Linked DNA regions of Mus musculus: region 2 is linked to region 1. The links are chromatin loops, found by intact Hi-C in ENCODE. Cell type or tissue: gastrocnemius. All regions are shown on one strand. Links, peaks and the distances in the headings refer to the core of each region. The heading gives the core; the rest is flanking DNA. Region 1 overlaps Zhx2 (zinc fingers and homeoboxes 2). Region 2 overlaps Zhx2 (zinc fingers and homeoboxes 2).

Evidence for each region. Peaks named below come from ENCODE experiments on the same cell type or tissue, not always from the same donor. Only the 100,000 strongest peaks of a DNase experiment are listed, where the experiment ranks them.
Region 2: it touches region 1 in a loop (1.9-fold over the local background); 2 of 42 quality-filtered maps call a loop at or near these places.

Annotation. Positions count from the first base shown.
Region 1 is chr15:57,715,511-57,724,216 of GRCm38, forward strand. All of the region lies in intron 1 of Zhx2 (zinc fingers and homeoboxes 2), which reads left to right. Among named protein-coding and RNA genes, the nearest start is that of Zhx2, 25 kb to the left of the region's middle. In gastrocnemius, for the core only: no CTCF peak of the experiment used is centred there; DNase peaks (open chromatin) are centred at 3,479 and 3,609; H3K4me3 peaks cover 2,229 bases; H3K27ac peaks cover 8,000 bases.
Region 2 is chr15:57,792,000-57,800,705 of GRCm38, forward strand. All of the region lies in intron 2 of Zhx2 (zinc fingers and homeoboxes 2), which reads left to right. Among named protein-coding and RNA genes, the nearest start is that of Derl1, 96 kb to the right of the region's middle. In gastrocnemius, for the core only: no CTCF peak of the experiment used is centred there; DNase peaks (open chromatin) are centred at 1,450, 3,765 and 4,416; H3K4me3 peaks cover 790 bases; H3K27ac peaks cover 1,972 bases.

The sequences.
Region 1 (8,706 bases), core at 194-8,193:
TGATGTGTGAGACATTTAGTGGTGACCTTGCCCTTGAAGTGAAGGGCTTAAGGCTCCTGCTTGTGGGGCCAAGGATCCATGGAGGGGACATGGGATGGCCACAGTGAGGGTTAAGATCACAGCGATAATGATATATGTAGGGTCCAAGGTTAATGGCAGCATCGACTGATTTCTTGCATCAGCCACCCTGACCCTCCAGACAGGTCCCTTACCTTTTTCCAGTTCATTTACTCATCATATAATGGGGCTTATAATTCCAATTTTAAATACTTGTAAGACACTACTGGTCTATTTTTGCCCAACTCTTCTTTCATGTGAGGGCCACACAGCTATATCTGAAGATAAGAAAGGTCAGGGTGAGAGACGGCAGCACCAACAGTAATAGTACAATCACAACCCCTTTCACCAAGAGGTCTTTCTATAATGCCCAATATATAGGTATATAAAAATAGATACACAAATAGAAGTTGCTGAATAAATCATGAAGAAATGCCTCTTACTATAATTCTTTAGTATATATATTTATTTACATCATATTTTGCATGAAAACAAATCACACAGTGATGAGACAGGTGTATTAGTTTATTCTTTCATAACTATAAAGATTTAAACCTTGGCTGAGAGTTTGATTTCTTAAGTCACACAGCATCTTCAACATTTTTCAGATATAGTAAATACACAAGACTAAGAGGCAGACAGATGTTTAGGGCCATTTCAGAAGCTGTAGGGAATCCTATCTTAACCCCAAGTGAAACTTCAGTTAACAGTTTTATATGAAACCTGTCACCCACTCAGATAGTAACTTTTAAAATCCAACATCCTAACCTAGCACAATTCAAAGGTATAGTCATTTGATACTTATGTGCTGAGCAACGCTGGTAGGCAAATATTAAAAGTCTTTGTCCTCTGTAATTACACCATTTTGTTTCCGTGAGATCTGGATTTTTGCATGGATAATGAAAGACACTAGAATTCATAACATGTATTAATCATAATATACAAAATCACTAATTAAGCTGGGTGTTTGTAGTGTGTGCAGTAGCCCACACATGCAAAGCAAAGCATGTATGTTGTATGTTCACAACCAAGGACTCAGTGCCATCATAAGACGAAACATGGCGAGTGTAGCCATAAACAGCTGGTATTCGGTACACATCTGATTTCTAGTTCACCTCTGGCTATCACACATCTTCAGAAACCTTTTACTGTTGCCGATTTGTTTTTGTTCAGTTACATCGCTACTCTACCCTATAGGTTAGGAAGCTGAGTTCTAGAGGGTGCCCTCACTATTCAGCAGGATCCACAGGCTATCTGCTAACTCATGAGTCAGGGTGACATCTGAGGAGCCAGTCACAGAGAAGGGGGACACTGTGCCGATCACCAAGCCAGTGAGTGAATGCCCTCAGAAAGATCTGCACCCAGCTTTCCTGGGTTGATTCTTCTAACAATGCATACACATCTTAACAGTAACCACAGAGCCAAAGGAAGCCATGTCCTTTAAAAGCTAGATCTGGAAGGAACTGGGATGTTTTGTGTCTCTGAGATGAGATGGTAATGAATGCCATTAATCCTACCTCCTCAAATGAGAGACAGGACACTTGGAGGTCCTGAAGTCATGCCACATTTGGACTGAAACAGCAACCAAATTTGCCATGCTTGCAAGAAGTCTCTACAAGAAGGTCCCCCATGAAAAGGAAGCATACCTGCATGTCACTTTGGCACAGTTAGTTACATCCACCCTGAGTGCTTTCAGACAACAGAGGCCCTGTACCTTCTGGCAGGCATGTTTGTGTCCCAGAATTTATGGAGAGAGGTAGATGTGAGTCTAATAACTGCCCTCTCCCACACAACCCCTTTCATCTCCACCCCTACCCCACCACCCATCCTGGCCACATTTATGTGGCCACTTTATCATCTGTAAGCAAGGGTCAATGTTGTATAGTTGCTATCTAGTCTATCTGCATATTAAAGTGTTCTGTACTTAAACAAGTCATACACTAAAAATAGTAGCAAAGGGGGTTAGAAAAAAATGGCCTTTGGGGGAACGTGATGGAAGTGGGTAGGTTATAAACGGGTGTGTTTTGTTATAAACCTTTCGACCGACCGCGGGCTCGTCTTTCTTTGCTAAAAAGGTATTTTTAGACATCTTTGAGAGGTTATGCAAGTCCAATGCTATGCACAGTGCTTAGCAAGTGGTAAGCACTTAGTAAACAGAGGCCACTCATTTCCATGCAGCAGGCTGACTTGCTGGCACTGAATGGCTCAGAAGGAACTTAGGGTTCCCTAATTCAACTGCTTGCAGCCCTAAAGCTCCAAAATTCTAGGACGGGAAAGGGAATACACAGGCCTCGGCAGCGTCCCTCTCACCAGTCGGGCCCTCTGATGCCTTCTCACCCCGCTCCACGAGGAGTACCTCTTCCTCACCCCCAGTCCTACTTGCTGAATAGGGTAGGTGGGCATGTACCACAGTCCTGACCTAGTTGGAACCCTTTACCAGAGTCAGCCTCTGGAGCCTCAGTCCTCGTGTTTCCAGACCATTTCTAACGCTGTGTTGGAGAACTGAAGGGATAAAGAAGAGGTTAGGCGAATCCAGCACGGGCTTGCCAAAATCAGGAAGAGCCAGCTTTACTTCATTTTTAAAAAATGTTTTCTGAGCTGCTGAATGACGGGGGTAGAAGCAATGAACCAGGCATCCCTGCCTTTTAAATCAGGGTACCTGAGGAGGCTAGTCATCTGTCCCTTGGACAAAAGGGTCGCAGGAAAACTGCAGATGGATCCCGATGACATCAGCTGGGCTGGGGGACCAGTTTGGGAGCTTGGATTCTCTGGATTGACTGCCATTCTGTTCGCGGTTTTTCATTTGTAGCTTGTATGCCCTTAAGCGCTACCTACTGGTGTTCTCCAGCTTGTAGGCCTCAGAATGCTCACTGGTACTTATGACCTAATGTGACAAATGAAGGCACTTTACAATCCCCCAATGACCTGACTGTAAAGCTGTAGGAAACTGTAACCCTGCCTCCCTACTGGCTTGCTTGGATCACTAAATGTAACAACACAGAAAATGCTTGACCTGTAGCCCACTGCTTATAAGCATCCAGTCCGAGGTCACTGTCACTTCTTTGTGGCCAGAGATGACCTGAAGTTGGAAGCAATGATGTCTCAACAGACAGGAAGGATGAATGAAATCTAGTGACTGAGACATGGTGGTAGGGGCTCTGTGGATACAGATGCAGGCAGGGCCGCAGTGGATGACGGACATAAAACACGTCTTTTAACAGCAGCCTATGAGTTACTTTACTTGTAATGCTGTAATAAAATACCCAGAGGAAGCGATGTCAGGGATGACGGTTATTTTAGGCATAGAAGGCATAGCATCAGAAGCGGCTGTCAGCTGTGGCAGCGGGAGCCTGGGACAGCTGGTCACTTTGCCTTTGCAGTCAGGAAGCAAAGAGACGTGAATACTGGAGCTCAGCTCACTTTCTCCTTGTTACTGAGCCTAGAGCCCTGGCCATGGGGGAAAGTGCTACCCACATTTAACATGGTTCTTCCCACTTCAGTTAACACGATCTAGAAACGCCCCACAGATGTGCCCAAAGGTCTTTCTCCTGGGGCTGTGGAAATCCAGGCCAGTTGAGCATAAGGGTAAGCCATGGGCTGCTGAGCATGAAGATAAGCCATGGCTAGCAAAGCGAAGCACTGACCACTCCCCTCCCCTAAGAGTACAGACCCCAGCACAGACTCGTTCAGCTTCAGTTATTGTGGGTGAAGTGGAACACCCACAAAAATAACGTGTCAAAGGAGCATGGCCGGGATTGTGGACAGTCTGGAACAAGGTGGAGGATGGTTTTCTTTTTAAAGCTGGGAGTATTTGGTGTTGGTGTTTGGGGCTCAGCAAATGGTACAACTCCACTAACTGAGCAGCTTCAGAACCACGTAGGCAGAGTGGAGAGCCAGACAGACAGCTGAAGATCAAAATACACACAGTGTTGCTGAGCAAGGCAAACTTGAGACCATGACCCAAGTCCACTAGACAACTGGCTACTCTGACATGCCCTGCCCTGGTGACCTCCAATGTAAGAGCCCAGCAAGGGAACTTGGAATCTTCCAGGCAGAGTCTTGCACAGAGCAAGCCATTGCTGCTCTCTGAGGGCTGAAGCCAGGCCAAGAAATCTCTACGGGAGACCAACCACAGCAAGGCAAAAGAGGGAGAGGGTCCTTACCAGATCACTCATTCGGGGCCACATCCCCTAGAGGAAAAGTAGGGTTCATGGTAACAGGATGGGCCCTGGGTGCTGGTTAAAGATGTTTCGGTATAGAAAGAAGACAGGAGAGTAACTATTCTGGCCTCTCACATTTAGGAAGGCTGCTGAGAACTTGGCCACCATGCACCTTATATATATATGATGCGTCTTGTTCATCCATACATTGAGTCTCCAAATATTTGTTTCTAACCTGTTCTGTACCAGATGTTCTCCTTGGGCTTTGAGGAGGAAGAAAATGAAGACTTTTTTCTTCTCTTTGAACTTACATTTTTGACCTGGGGAGAGACAGAAAAGGCAATGCTCATGCTAAGTAGTAAATGAGAGGCTCTGCTAGAAAGGGGCAGTTGTTAACGGGGCAGCGAGAGAATTGAAGGGGGTGAGGGAATGTGCTATTGGGGCTATTTGGGAAAAGAGGAGTCCAGAGAAGGGGACAGTTGGGACCAAGGCCATATGGCAACTGTGTGCTTGAGAAGACAGAGGAAACAAAGGCAACGGTGGATGTACCAGAATAGCTGAGTTCCAGAGGACACTAAGGCTGGGTGACACAGTGCCACAAAGCCAAAGACCTCATCCATGGCAGCTCCGGTAGCTGCGGCCATTTGATCTTTTTTTTAAAACATGAATGGACTGAGATGTGTAGCCGAAATCCTCCTTTGTTTTACCACTGAGAATATTAATACCAAAGAGAGAAAAACAACTTGTCAGTGACCACAAAATAGGATCAGAGCACGGAGCTGGGACATAGCTCCCCTGTCTGTGTCTCTGTCCAGAGTGCTCTTCTTCCATGTCTTTGCTCTGGATGTCGACTTCCTATGAAGAAGGTGACTGAGCCCCTCTGGAAGCTTCGTACGTAAATGGCGGGACTCTTAGCACGGCTTTTATGGCATGTCAGACTTCTACATTGACAATAATAGAACTTCTGTCCTAGTGAAGGATGTACTGTGGGGCATCGTTGCTAACACGTCAAAGGTTACACTAGCAAATCCAGGGTGAGGGAAGGGAGACCACTGGCCTACAGTACGATCACAACATCAGCATTAATGCATCCTGTTGTGCAAGCAAGCCCTGCTTCCCGGGAACCTGGCCCTGTTGTAAAATGCCTGCATCTGACAATCGGTTACCCTTGACCACCACCTTAAGAGACAAGCTCTGGTTCTTTCCCTCATTGTAGAGCAGAGGGAACCAAGCTGATGTAATTAGTCCAAATGCATGCCACAGATAAGTAGCTGAACCAGCCTGGAAGCCTGGGCTACTGGCTTAAGCATCTGCCTTCTTGACACGTCTGATCGCAGACAGTGGCCAGACCCAAGGAAGTCTGTAGCAATGGCCAGGCTCAGGTAACGCAGAGCAGGTATCCATTTCCTGTGAGGTCTGCACTGGGGATCAGCCGCTTTCCTTGCCTTGCCTTCTTTCCTGGGAGATACTCTCTTACGACTGTCCATCCAATTCAAGGACAAGAGGACTTTGGGGTCCCCTGGAAGGGTTCTCTAGGTATATGTCTTTTTCACTCCCTGATGTACACTGTAACTGAGTGAAGCATGTAGAGAAACCGGACTGTAGAAAGAAGCCATCCTCAGGGACTGACAGACTCGGCATTTAATAACCTGGTAATGATGACTAGGTGTTTGTTTAAGGCTTACCCACTTGTCTTAGGGTTTTACTGCTGTGAACAGACACCATGCATGACCAAGGCAACTCTTATAAGAACAACATTTAGTTGAGGCTGGCTTACAGGTTCAGAGGTTTCAGTCCAGTATGATCAAGGCAGGAACATGGCAACATCCAGGTAGGCATGGTACAGGCTGAGCTGAGAGTTCTACATCTTCATCTGAAGGCTGGCAGGAGAATACTGGCTTCCAGGCAGCTAGGGTGAGGGTCTTAAAGCCCTCAGAGCCACGCCTACTCCAACAAGGCCACACCTATTCCAACAGGGCCACACCTTCTAATAGTGCCGCTGCCTGGCGGAGCATATATAAATTATCACACCACTGCACTGGGCTGTCATGTCCAGGTTTTGCATCATTTAAGCCCCACAGATTCTGCACATAGGCTTCTCAGCACCATCTAGAAATGAGAAGCTGAGAAATTCAGGAAGGATAACCTATTTGCTCAGCCACAACATCATAAGGATAAGCTGGATCAAAAGCATGGATCCTGGTCCAGCGGTAGCTACCAGTCTTTGTTGAGTGAGCAGCAATGCTCCAAAGAGAGTCTCAAAGTCCCTGGAGGCAATAAATCACAAAAGCCCCCTATTTCCCCATCTTCCTGAAAAGAATCGTGAAGAGCCTTAACAAGTTCCTTGCAGTATCTACTTAGAATAAAAAGATATCAAAGAAGCCAGTCTTTAGGGTTGGCTCTCTACTCAAAAGATTGTTTTCATTTTCTGGGAACTGGCTGGCTGCATCTGTTGTACTAAGTCAGGTTGTCAAGGGATTGACATGCATTGGCCAGGTTTAGGAGTTTGTGTTGATATTATGGCTGTGAAAAAGCACATATTGGTCCCCACCATCTATATGACTGTGACTGATTTCTTTTTCCTCTTTCTCTCCCATTCCATGCAACTTTTGCTCACAGCCTCGTTGGCATAATTGACACATTGGCTCAGGCCGCCAAGATTGCCAACTTGGAGTCTTGGATTAGTTAAATCAGTTATGACAGATGTGATTATTTACAAGAAAATAGAAGTCACTATAATTAGACCTTCTGAAGAGTACATTTGGATAGAGAACGAGAAGCATGCTTTAATCTGGCACAAGGTGTTTGGTTTCAGCCCTAAGCAGGTTCTTCTCTATTCTGTTAAAGGAGGTGTCGGTGTGTCTGCCACTCTCTTCCAGACTGCCATCTATCAGTTCTGTGTCACAGCTCCTGAGAGATGGAAGAGGCAGGTGGCCAAGCGAGCATCTAGGGCACCAGGAGATGTGGCTTCGGTTCTTGCTTTCAGCACTCATCCTCAGCAACAGTTGATTTTGTCAGTCATTAAAGCAGGTTTTAAATAGAGGCCCTGCCTCATTATAGGCCTGAAAAACTAAGGGTAGCTAAGAAGGAGAGTGCCTGGTGATCGCTGGGCTCTTTTTGCACGTACCATTCAAGCACGGCCTTCATCCTCCACTTTCTCATCATAAACTACAGGCACAGCCATCTCAAGTCAGGGATGAGAGTTACAGGAAATGCAGGATGCAAAGGCAGCTTTCCAGCCATCAATGCTGTCTCATGCTTCATAGCTCCCATTACTATATTTATAAATGCCCATTTTAGTTGTATAGATTATACACATTCTAGGCTGGGCATTCTAGAAGGTAGCCAACTCCTCTGTTCAGCACAGCAACACCATGCCTGTGGCCTGTGATATTTTCAAACCCCCAAAGAACATTTAATTTTGTTTCTTATAGAATCAGGAAGAAAGCAAAGAATACAAGAACAAATCTAAAATCAAGTATCAAAAAAACAGGACTAAGCATCATAATTATATCAACCTGGATTGTATCTATCTATGTTACGATGCAATTATAACACAGAATTTATGTTTATTACTTATTTCATCAGTGAAAAATTATTTACTAATATTATTTATGTGTGGAGGAAGAGACCATGAAAAGCAGAACTGAAAAGCAGGGCTCGTGTTAAGTCACCATGCAGCCTTGGATGTGGGAGCTTTATAAACATTGATTCAATTGTTGGTATGAAGGCCTAGTAACTCTCACTCTCCAAGTGAGAAAAATCCAAGTTGAGAGGCTAAGAAACTTCTCCAAAGCTACTCAGTTACTTAGAGATGATACAACATTGGGTTAATAACTGTGGTGACCCAAAAGATAAAATGACTCAACACATTAAGACATTGTTTCTTGCTTATACCACCAATCTGGTGTGTTTAACTTTCAGCCCACAGTTATTCGGGAGACAGCACCATCTTTCTTGTAGCCCTGCCTCCCTCTGGTTTACAGAGCTCTCACAGTTTGGTGGTGGATGGGGAAACTATGAGAACCAAATTTCAATTATTAGTCAAGTCAGTTAGAATTGACCACATCACTCTATTTGGATATCACTGGCCAGAAAGCAGTTACAAAGTCATATCTGACTGCAAGGGAGGCTGGGAAATGTAGTCAGGAAACCAGAGACTGAGAGGTTCAAGCAAGTCCATGAAGTCAGCTAGGCCTCCCACGCACAGCATCCATGTTCTTCCGGCTTTCCTGAGCTGCAGTTCTCACGCTCAGCTCCCCGCTGCCCACAGTCTTATGTCCTCACGCACTGTTCTCAGCACCAGCCTTCTCCCATGTGGCATGGTTTCCATGTGAGGCAACAGGAAGACAACTGCATTTGGGGAGTTTCTCTGATAGCTCAGGAAGGCTTAACTCGGCGTCCTGTTTTCTATGACCCCTGACCCCAGGCCCACAGTGGCACCACTGGAAGGATGTAGAAAATGGTGGTGGCCTCTTCAGTATGGGAC
Region 2 (8,706 bases), core at 204-8,203, 76 kb after region 1:
TAAGAAGACAGACTGCAGAGACTTACACAGAGCCTTGGGGACCTGTGGGGCCATCACAGAAGGTGTGACAATCCTGTCGTCATAGTCCCAGACAGGAGAGAGATGATAGAGCTAAAAACCACTCAAGCTACCATAGTTCCCCTTTACCTGCCAGGACAAGTTCCGAGATCCCTTGTGCACTTGAAATTGTGGATAATTTCAAACCATGTATACCAATGGTGAAATACTATGACACCAGCCTGATAACTCAAATGAGACCACTATACGACTAATGGGCAGGTAGCAGATAGAGAGACACACCCCTTGAAAAAGTTAAGCAGGCAGATCTCTATAGAAGTCGACCAGCCAGCATTAGATCAGGGCTCTCCCACTGCTTTGTTTGGATGCTCTCAGCTCTCTGTAGTCAGAGTGGGCCCTCTCAGCTAGAAATCAGAGGCATGCCCCATGGTATGCCCTGAAGACTGAACAAGATTGGAGATCTCCACAGTGTGGGTCATACGTACTGTATCAGAAGGGATAGTGGTGGCCACTTAGGCAGGGGAGAGCCCAGCTCCAAGCCTGGGACAGCATTCCAAACATGGGCAGGTCATTTTGATTTGTTTATCTCAGCCAACCTGATTTTAATGCCTCCTGGTGCATTTCTGTATGATCCCCAGATGGTTTAAGGTTTTGCCTTGGATGTCATAATAGGACTGAAGGACAGACAGCAGAAGATGGAAGAGCTGTCCATATCCTTGCCTGGCCTATGGTTGTAAATCAGTTCAGAGGCCCACAAGTTCTGTGTGTGTGCTAGTCAGCTTTCTGTCGCTGTGACAAAATGCCTGAGGAAATCGACTTTAAAAGACAAAAAAACGTTTGGCTTCTGAATTCCTTGGTTCCAGGCCATGGTCCCTGGGGTCAGATGTTTATGCGCCATGGAAGGGCTGGGTGGGTATCCTGCTGAGGAATGTGGTGGAAGAGAGCTAATCACCTCTCAGAGGGGGAACGGTGTCAGTGAACTAACTTCTTCCAACCAGCCTCCCACCTCCTAAAGACTGCACCGCCTCCCAACAGCTTCACAGACTGGTCACAAAGACTAACACTCAGCCTTTGAGAGACATTTCCCAGCCAGGAGGACACAAAGCAAGCAGCTGGGGACGAACACAAAGGGGGCAGGGAAACCTGAGGAAACACTTCCGCATAAACGCATAAACCGGAAGAGCTGCTTGAGAGGGAAGCCCTGGCTCCTGTTGACTTCCTTTCAGTTTGGCCTGACGCTGCTGCAATGAATGTTTACCCACCCCCACCCCGCACCCTCACTGCACCCAGGAATCAGAGACTGAGGCTCCAGAATTAATTGTTAAGAGCACTCTGCTCTGAAGCCTGGCTCACACCTTCCAAAACTGAAGGTTGTTCCCGAGTGCACTTGGCTCTACCCCAAGTGTACTCCCCAGGCCTCCCTGAACTCCTGTGGGCAGCTGGGAACTTGCCTGGCCTGGTGGGGCTGAAAGACGAATTGCTGTCTCAAGTTTCCTGTATGGCTTCCTCCCTTCCATGGCTCACTTGGTTCTAACTTGCTCTATCATTGAAAACTTCTTCTTCTGGGTTCCAGAAATCTGTGGCACTGAGCCAACAAGGGGCTTAGAACTTACCTTTGTGGAGGCTTAAAATTTGAGCTCTGTAACCAAAGGGTCTAAATTTAGTTGAAAGCAACTAACATTAAAAGGGGGAGGGGCAACTTTGTGAATACTCATTACTGTTTACAGATTTGTATACTTGGGAGTTTCTGAAAATAATTTTAATATCATCATACTCAGTCACCTCCTGCCCCCTCTTTCTCTTGTCCCACTTACCCCAACCTGATTTTCCACCTGGTCCCCTCTTACCCAAGGCAGAAGCCTGGGAGGTACCCACATGGTGTATTCTTACCTCCCACACCCTCCACTGTCTCTCTCTAATATAAGCCATCACATAAATCTTGCCTCGGCTGGGAGTTTTTCATTTCTTCCTCCCATATATCTTCCTCCTGGGGTCAGGGAGATCTTTAAAGACATAGGCTCTCTCTTGCCTAAGTCCTTCTAATCTCCCTAGGAACACCCCCACTTGTACCACTTATATACCCTATAAGCATCTGTCTTCCCACTTTGGCAAAGCCCCCTTTGCGATCTGATAGCTTCTGTCCTTGTCTGCCATGCAGAGCACCTCTTCTGGGCTCCTCAAAACCCAGTCCTTTCTCACACACAGTAGGGAGAAGCAGTCCCCAGTGAAAGCCACACTGCTCTCATTGGTCATTATTCAGAGCTCTGTCCTGGGCGTTCCATGGGATCTTCAGTTCCAGCACAATTCCCAAAGGATGTCTCCATGTTATCCTGGTTTTACAGATGAAGGTTGGTTTACAGCAGGGGTTGAGAGTTCAGTGAGCTGCCTCAAAACACATAGGGCATATTATAGGATTGGTGTAAGAACTTCAGTCTCCCTGATGGTTTGTGTGTCCATCAGTTCAGCATTCTACTGAGTGCCTTGGGTGGTGCCTGTGTGGACATCATGTGTGTGGAGTCAGACATCTTGACTCCTCGGGCATCAATACCATACACTCCATTCATCAAAAATGATCTAATGAGCAACTTTCAATATACACAGAGCTGTGTGGCCACTACCCAATTTTAGAAGGTTCTTATCACTCCAGAAAGAAACTCCTGTCATTATAACTTGATTCCTTCCATACTTGCTGCCTCAGCCCAGCTCCTGAAGGCCAATGTGCGCTCTCTCTCTCTCTCTCTCTCTCTCTCTCCACCTTTGTAGACCTGTCCATTCTGGATGTCACAGAAATGGAATCAGACCATATGGAGAGTCTTTCGTGACTGGCTTATTTCACTTGCCACAGCATTCTTGATGTCTCTACACGTTGTTACATGTATCGGTGCTTTGTTCCTTTTGCCAAAGAGCATGGCACTGTGTGTGTAGATAGACCATACACTGGCAGATGCTTTGATTATGGAGAACAGTGCAGCCAAGAACACTACATACACCTGTAGCTTACTTAATTACTTCCATCCCCGTTAGCTCCCAAATGAATGAGACTCAAACTGTGATTTATTTGTTTAGCTTGGGCACAGATGACTGGGGGAAATTACCCCTCGTCTATTTTTCTAATAACTACTTCTCCAGCTGTGCTCCCCCAAATGCCTGCTGCTTTTCTCTCTCCCAGGCTAGGTCTGCTCCATCCATCTGTCCCCAGAGTCCATTTCACTCAGACATGTACTCCTTCCTGGTTCATCATATCTAATGGAGACCTCCTGTTCCCGCCCTTTTTCTTTCCTCCTTCTTCCTTCCTCCTTTGTTCTTCTCCTCTCCACTTTGCCTCACCTGCTACCTGCAGCCCGGCAACTCAAACTTCACACATTCTATTCTCCCCCAAAACTGTCTGTAGCCACTTTTATTTAACCAATAGCTTTACACTTGGGAGCAAAGTTTGCATAGCATTACTTCATGTACTTGAGGAACTGCTGCTAGTCAGGGACAACCAGATTTGGGGGTGGGGCGGGGCCTGAGGGGACAGTATTTAACATTTGAATATATAGCAGCACCAGACCAGCCCCCAGCATACAGCTTCGTGTAGCAGAGGCTTGGATTTGAACCTGTTTCTTCCAAAACCTATCCCAAGCACTTCTTAACAGTTCCCACGGCACAAATGATAGTCCTATGGCCCGGCTGGCAGAAACTAGAAGGATAGCGTTCATGATCCTGTATCCTGCCCCAGAGGCTTCCTGGCAACCCTAGCTGTCTCTGAGGCCTGGGTGTGAGAAAGCAGAGGATGATCGCCAGCATTTTTGCTGTCCTCCCTGCAGGAGCAGGCAGAGAGAGAAGTCCCAGGCCTTTGGACCTCAGCGGACCAAACCCACCGGGTTCTGAGATGCACATAAAAGCCTGGGTAGCATCCAAAATGGAAGGTTACATATCACATGCTTTAATCTTAGTCACTTGTGGCTCTTTCCTGAGCCGGTTACCTCCTTCCCTGGTTTCTTCAGGACAAAGAAAATATTGTAACACCATCAGTTGTTGGTAGAGAGACGGACATACAAGCACCAGATCCTAGTGATCTGTCAGTTATAATGAGGGGTCTGTCCTTTAACTACAGCCTTAATGCATGCGCTGACTCAGGGAGCCAGCCCTATTGGATGCTCCGTCCACTAGTTGCTGAATAACATTTTCTCCTGCCTTTTAAAACAGAACTCAAACTGATGCTTTTTCTCCTGTCTAACTTCTTATCCCTTGAAGTCTACTCGAGTTTGGGAGAAAGGATTGTGTGTTGGTGCATTCCAAGTAAAGCCGCTGGCATCACTGAGGTGCTCAGAGAAGGAGGTAGCAAAAAGCAGGCAGGCAGCCAGCAGGATGGGGATGGGGGTGGGAGGTGGGTACTGCAGCTCTCACCTGGCTGCCTGGTCCTGGCAGTGAATCCTCTGCCAAGTTGGCAGGGTGGAGATGGCACCGTACACTAAGCCAGAGGGGACAGAAAAGCACTCTCAGCACTCGAGTCCCACAAGCCGAGGTCACAGTAACAAATGGTGACTCTGGTAGAGAACTCGACAGTCAGCGACAGCTGGAGCAGATGGCATTTGTCCTCAGCTCACAAAGCACAGGGGCTTGTCACTTATTTCTCAGCCACGCCTTCAGCACACACACACACACACACACACACACACACACACACACACACACCCTTACTCTGCCCTGGCCTCATTTCAGCCTCATTGCCAGCTGCTGCCATTTGTGGGAGCAAAACATGGGTGTCCCAAGCTGCTGGGTTCTTCCCTCTCTGTCCCTTCACACACACCCCCATTTGTCACCCATTCACACTTAACCAAACTCTAGCTAATTAAAGCTCACAAGCAGTTCCTTTCCTGAAACAATGGGCTTCTCCTCGGGCAGCAAATCCTACAGCTAATTCAGACACTTCCACCAGAAAATGCTTCCTCCTCCCTTAGCTTTGTCATCCTAGGTCTTCCATCTCTGCGATCAAGTCATCCCAAGCTGCCCTGGGGTGGGGCATCTCCCTTTAAGACTCTCCCAAACAGGAGTATCCTGTCTTCCTTCTTTGCTTCCTCCAAATCTGAATATTGACTGGATCTGTCCTGTCTGGTTCTCTACAGCTAGAAAGAAGCATCCTGGAGCTCGCATCTTACTCTGCTGGCTCTGAGAGGCTCTGATGATCCTGGATACTTTCCAGTGGTTCTCAGCCTGTGGGTCTCAAATTCCCTGGGGGTCGAATGACCTTCCCACAGAGATCACACATCAGATAGTTTGCATATCGGATATTTGCATTATGATTTATAACAGTAGCAAAATTACAGTTATGAAGTAGCAATGAAACACTTTTGTGGTTGGGGTCATCACAGCATGAGGGAACTATGTTAAAGGGTTGCAGTGTTAGGAAGGTTGAGAGCCACTGCTCTGAGTGGCCTTGAGCCCCTCAGAGTCCTGTATAGCAGATGCTGAGGCTAAGGGATCGCCCTACCAGCTATGGTTTGAATGTGACTCACAAAGGCCCAAGAGCCAAGCCTTAGTCCCCAGTATGATGTTTTGAGACAATATAACCTTTAAGGGGTTCGGTACAAAGTAACTAGGTTATAGGTCTCTATCCTCATTTAAAAAAAAAAATTAATGCAGGCCTTGCAGGATGCATTAGTTCTCACAGAAGCGGGTTGTTATAAAGTGAGTCCACCCCACCAGCTGGACCCCTTCTACATGCAGCCATTTACCCATTCTCCTCTCCAGCCATGTTGTGATGCAGACAGAGGGACCCTCACCAGAGGCCCAACAGGCATAGCAACCTGGCTCTCCTGACTCTAAACCTATGAGGCAAATAAACCTTTTTTTTGTAAAGTATCCAGCCTTGGGCGTTTTGTTATAACAACAGAAAGTGAACTAAGACACCATCTAATTAGACCCCAGGTCCAAAGCAGATCAGAGCCTGCCCTGGATGGTCCCTAAGTAGGTACCAAAAGCACTTGGGAGCTTCTAGTTCCTTTCCATGCCATGCCTTCCTGTGCAAATGTGTTTCAGAGATAAGGCAGAAAAGCAAGAGCCAACAATGCTACTGGAATGGTTGGGCCATGAGAACGAATGAACGAACAACTGCCTTTAGCTCAGCTCCTTCCCACTTCCCTCTGTCTCTTGGATTTGCTCACATCTCTACGTTTCTCAGCTCAAAGGAATAGCATACAGTCTTTGATCCTGGATACCCTCCTAGGTCTCTTCCTGGTCTATTTTTGGGAAGCAGTAAATAGATTATAAGGAATTTCGTTAGAGTCCTGTTCTGATTATTTGGGGATTATATTCAGAAAGCAATTCATTTCTTTGCTCCTTTGATTTCTTGGGTTCACCACAGGACAACTTTTCTCTCCTGGTGCAGGGTGACAGATAAGACACACTCCGTCATTCATCCCATTGGAAATGGACCCGTGTTCTTGATTCTGGTGGTCTTATTTCCTGAGGCCCCTGGAATGGCTAGCATGCAGCACTGGCTATGTCTTCCCACTACACAGTCATCTCAAGACCAAAGACGCTGATAAAGAGTAAATTCTAGCATGTCAGACCAGGAACAGGGGTGACGGAGCCTGAAGTCTCTGACGCTTCCGTGAAGCAGGTTCTGGATCCTGAGGATTTCGTGGTTGGATATTCTCCTTGCTAGCCTCCCTCTGAACATGGCTGACCAGGCCCAGGGACCAGGGGAAGGGCAGACTATGGGCCTCTGGTCCCAATGAGTTTCACACTGCCTGCCTTGAAGTGTAAAGGCAGGTGCCAGCTCCCAGCCTTTCAGAGCATCGCCTGACTCTTTTATGAGATTACAGGCCCTTTCATCTTGCCTTTGGCCTGGTTTTCCTCCTTCCTAGCAAGGCTCCAAAGACAAGAACAAGGAGGGGGTGCTCATTCATAGCAGAGTCCCCGCTGGGCACGGTGACCTGGCCTATGCATCTTCCAACCATGTGCTTTTTAGCAGAGCAAGCCAGGAAGGCGCGCAGAGGACAGGGTTAAGAGGGGTCTTTCCCCTGGCATCGGGAGGAAGTTGCATTGCATCCTGGGAACGCTCTGATCATGCTTTTGCTTTGTGTCTTCCACTTCAATTCAGTGGAAAGCGGCTTTAGGGCCTTTTCTTTCTCTTTTTCTTCTTTCCCTAGAAGGGCTCTTTTAAGGCCAGGGCTGAGAACACAACACACCCCTTGCGTCCCTGTTTTCTGAGCGCAAGAACACGCGCCGCCTTCGTTCTTTTCTGTGTTTGTTCGTCGTCTTGCTTAACAAGTTGGCTTGCCTTCAAAAGCACAAACGGGGTTTCCTCCCCATGTTGCTCTCAATGAAGCACCAGGAGCTCTGCCCTCTCTGAAATCCCAATCCATCCCTTCTACCTGGCTGTCCTGTCTTTTAGCTATTCTCCGCGCAGCGTCCCTCCGCTGGCTTGTGGTTCCAACATCTAGAAACAGGACAGCAGTGAAACAGAATCCTTGTGCTTGGCATCCATGCTTCTTCCTTCCACTCGTTTTGGGGACACACACACACACACACACACACACACACACACACACCAGCTCCAGCTCCAGCTCCACCACTGTCCCCTCAGACCCACCCTCCCCAGGCTGTGCACCCCAGTCCAGCAGTTGCTTTCGCGTCTATCTTTATGCTTCAGCCATAGCACTTCCCCAAACGGGGCAGCCTTTCTTTTCAAGATCTTCTGTTTCACAAGGCCAACCCTTTATCTCTGCGCAGCCTTTGCCTCTGTACCTTCTGGCCAGAAACACCCTGGGTCTGCACTAAGAGCACTCACCCCATGCCATGTGCCCTGGGTCTGCAATAACAGCATTCACCCCACACCATTATCATCAGGAACTATGCTTTAGGAATGTCCAGCCTCAGGCTCCAAGTTGGGTCCCTGTGCATGGAACTTGTCCCACCCACCACATAAGGCCTCTGGACTCTGATCATATTTAGCCCCTGGTCCTTGGAGAACTCTGCAGGTGTCCCTCCTTCTAGAGAGCCACCAAATCATCACCTCCTAATCCAACCAAAATAAGGACACTTAGACTCCTGCCCCTGCCCCAGAAACCACACAATATCTACACCATACTCTGATGCAACCCACGACACTTAGCACACCTCAGTCCAGAGACTCTACTATAGTATGGAGAAGCTTTGTCTTATCCCATACCTGCCCCATGCTGTGATCTACATCAGTCTCCAGAATTCTGTTGAGACAGCTCTGCCAGACTCAGACATGAACCCTTGGGACCTGGGTCAAAGGGTGACCTGATAAAGATCAGGCAGCAAGCCATTGTCAGACCTGTATGCCCATCTGATGGCTAAAACCCCTGTGTACTCAAGTCAGGTTACTGCCTCGTCTAAGGATGTGTTGCTTCCTCCAGACAACCCTTGGGGCCATAGACATCACAAAATTACAGTCCTGCCTGTCCTACCACAATTCTCAATGTGTCCTGACATGTCTGAATCCAGAAACAAGCATAACATAGACCAAGGTGGCACACACACCATTGTCCTTTCCTTAGATGGCGCGCGCGCGCGCACACACACACACACACACACACACACACACACACACACACCATTGTCCTTTCCTTGACCAGTGCAGACATCAATAATCGATCACAACACAGATTCTGCCTAGGAGAGCCAAGGAATCCACACACATAGACTCTACCTCCACTCTGAGACTTTCCA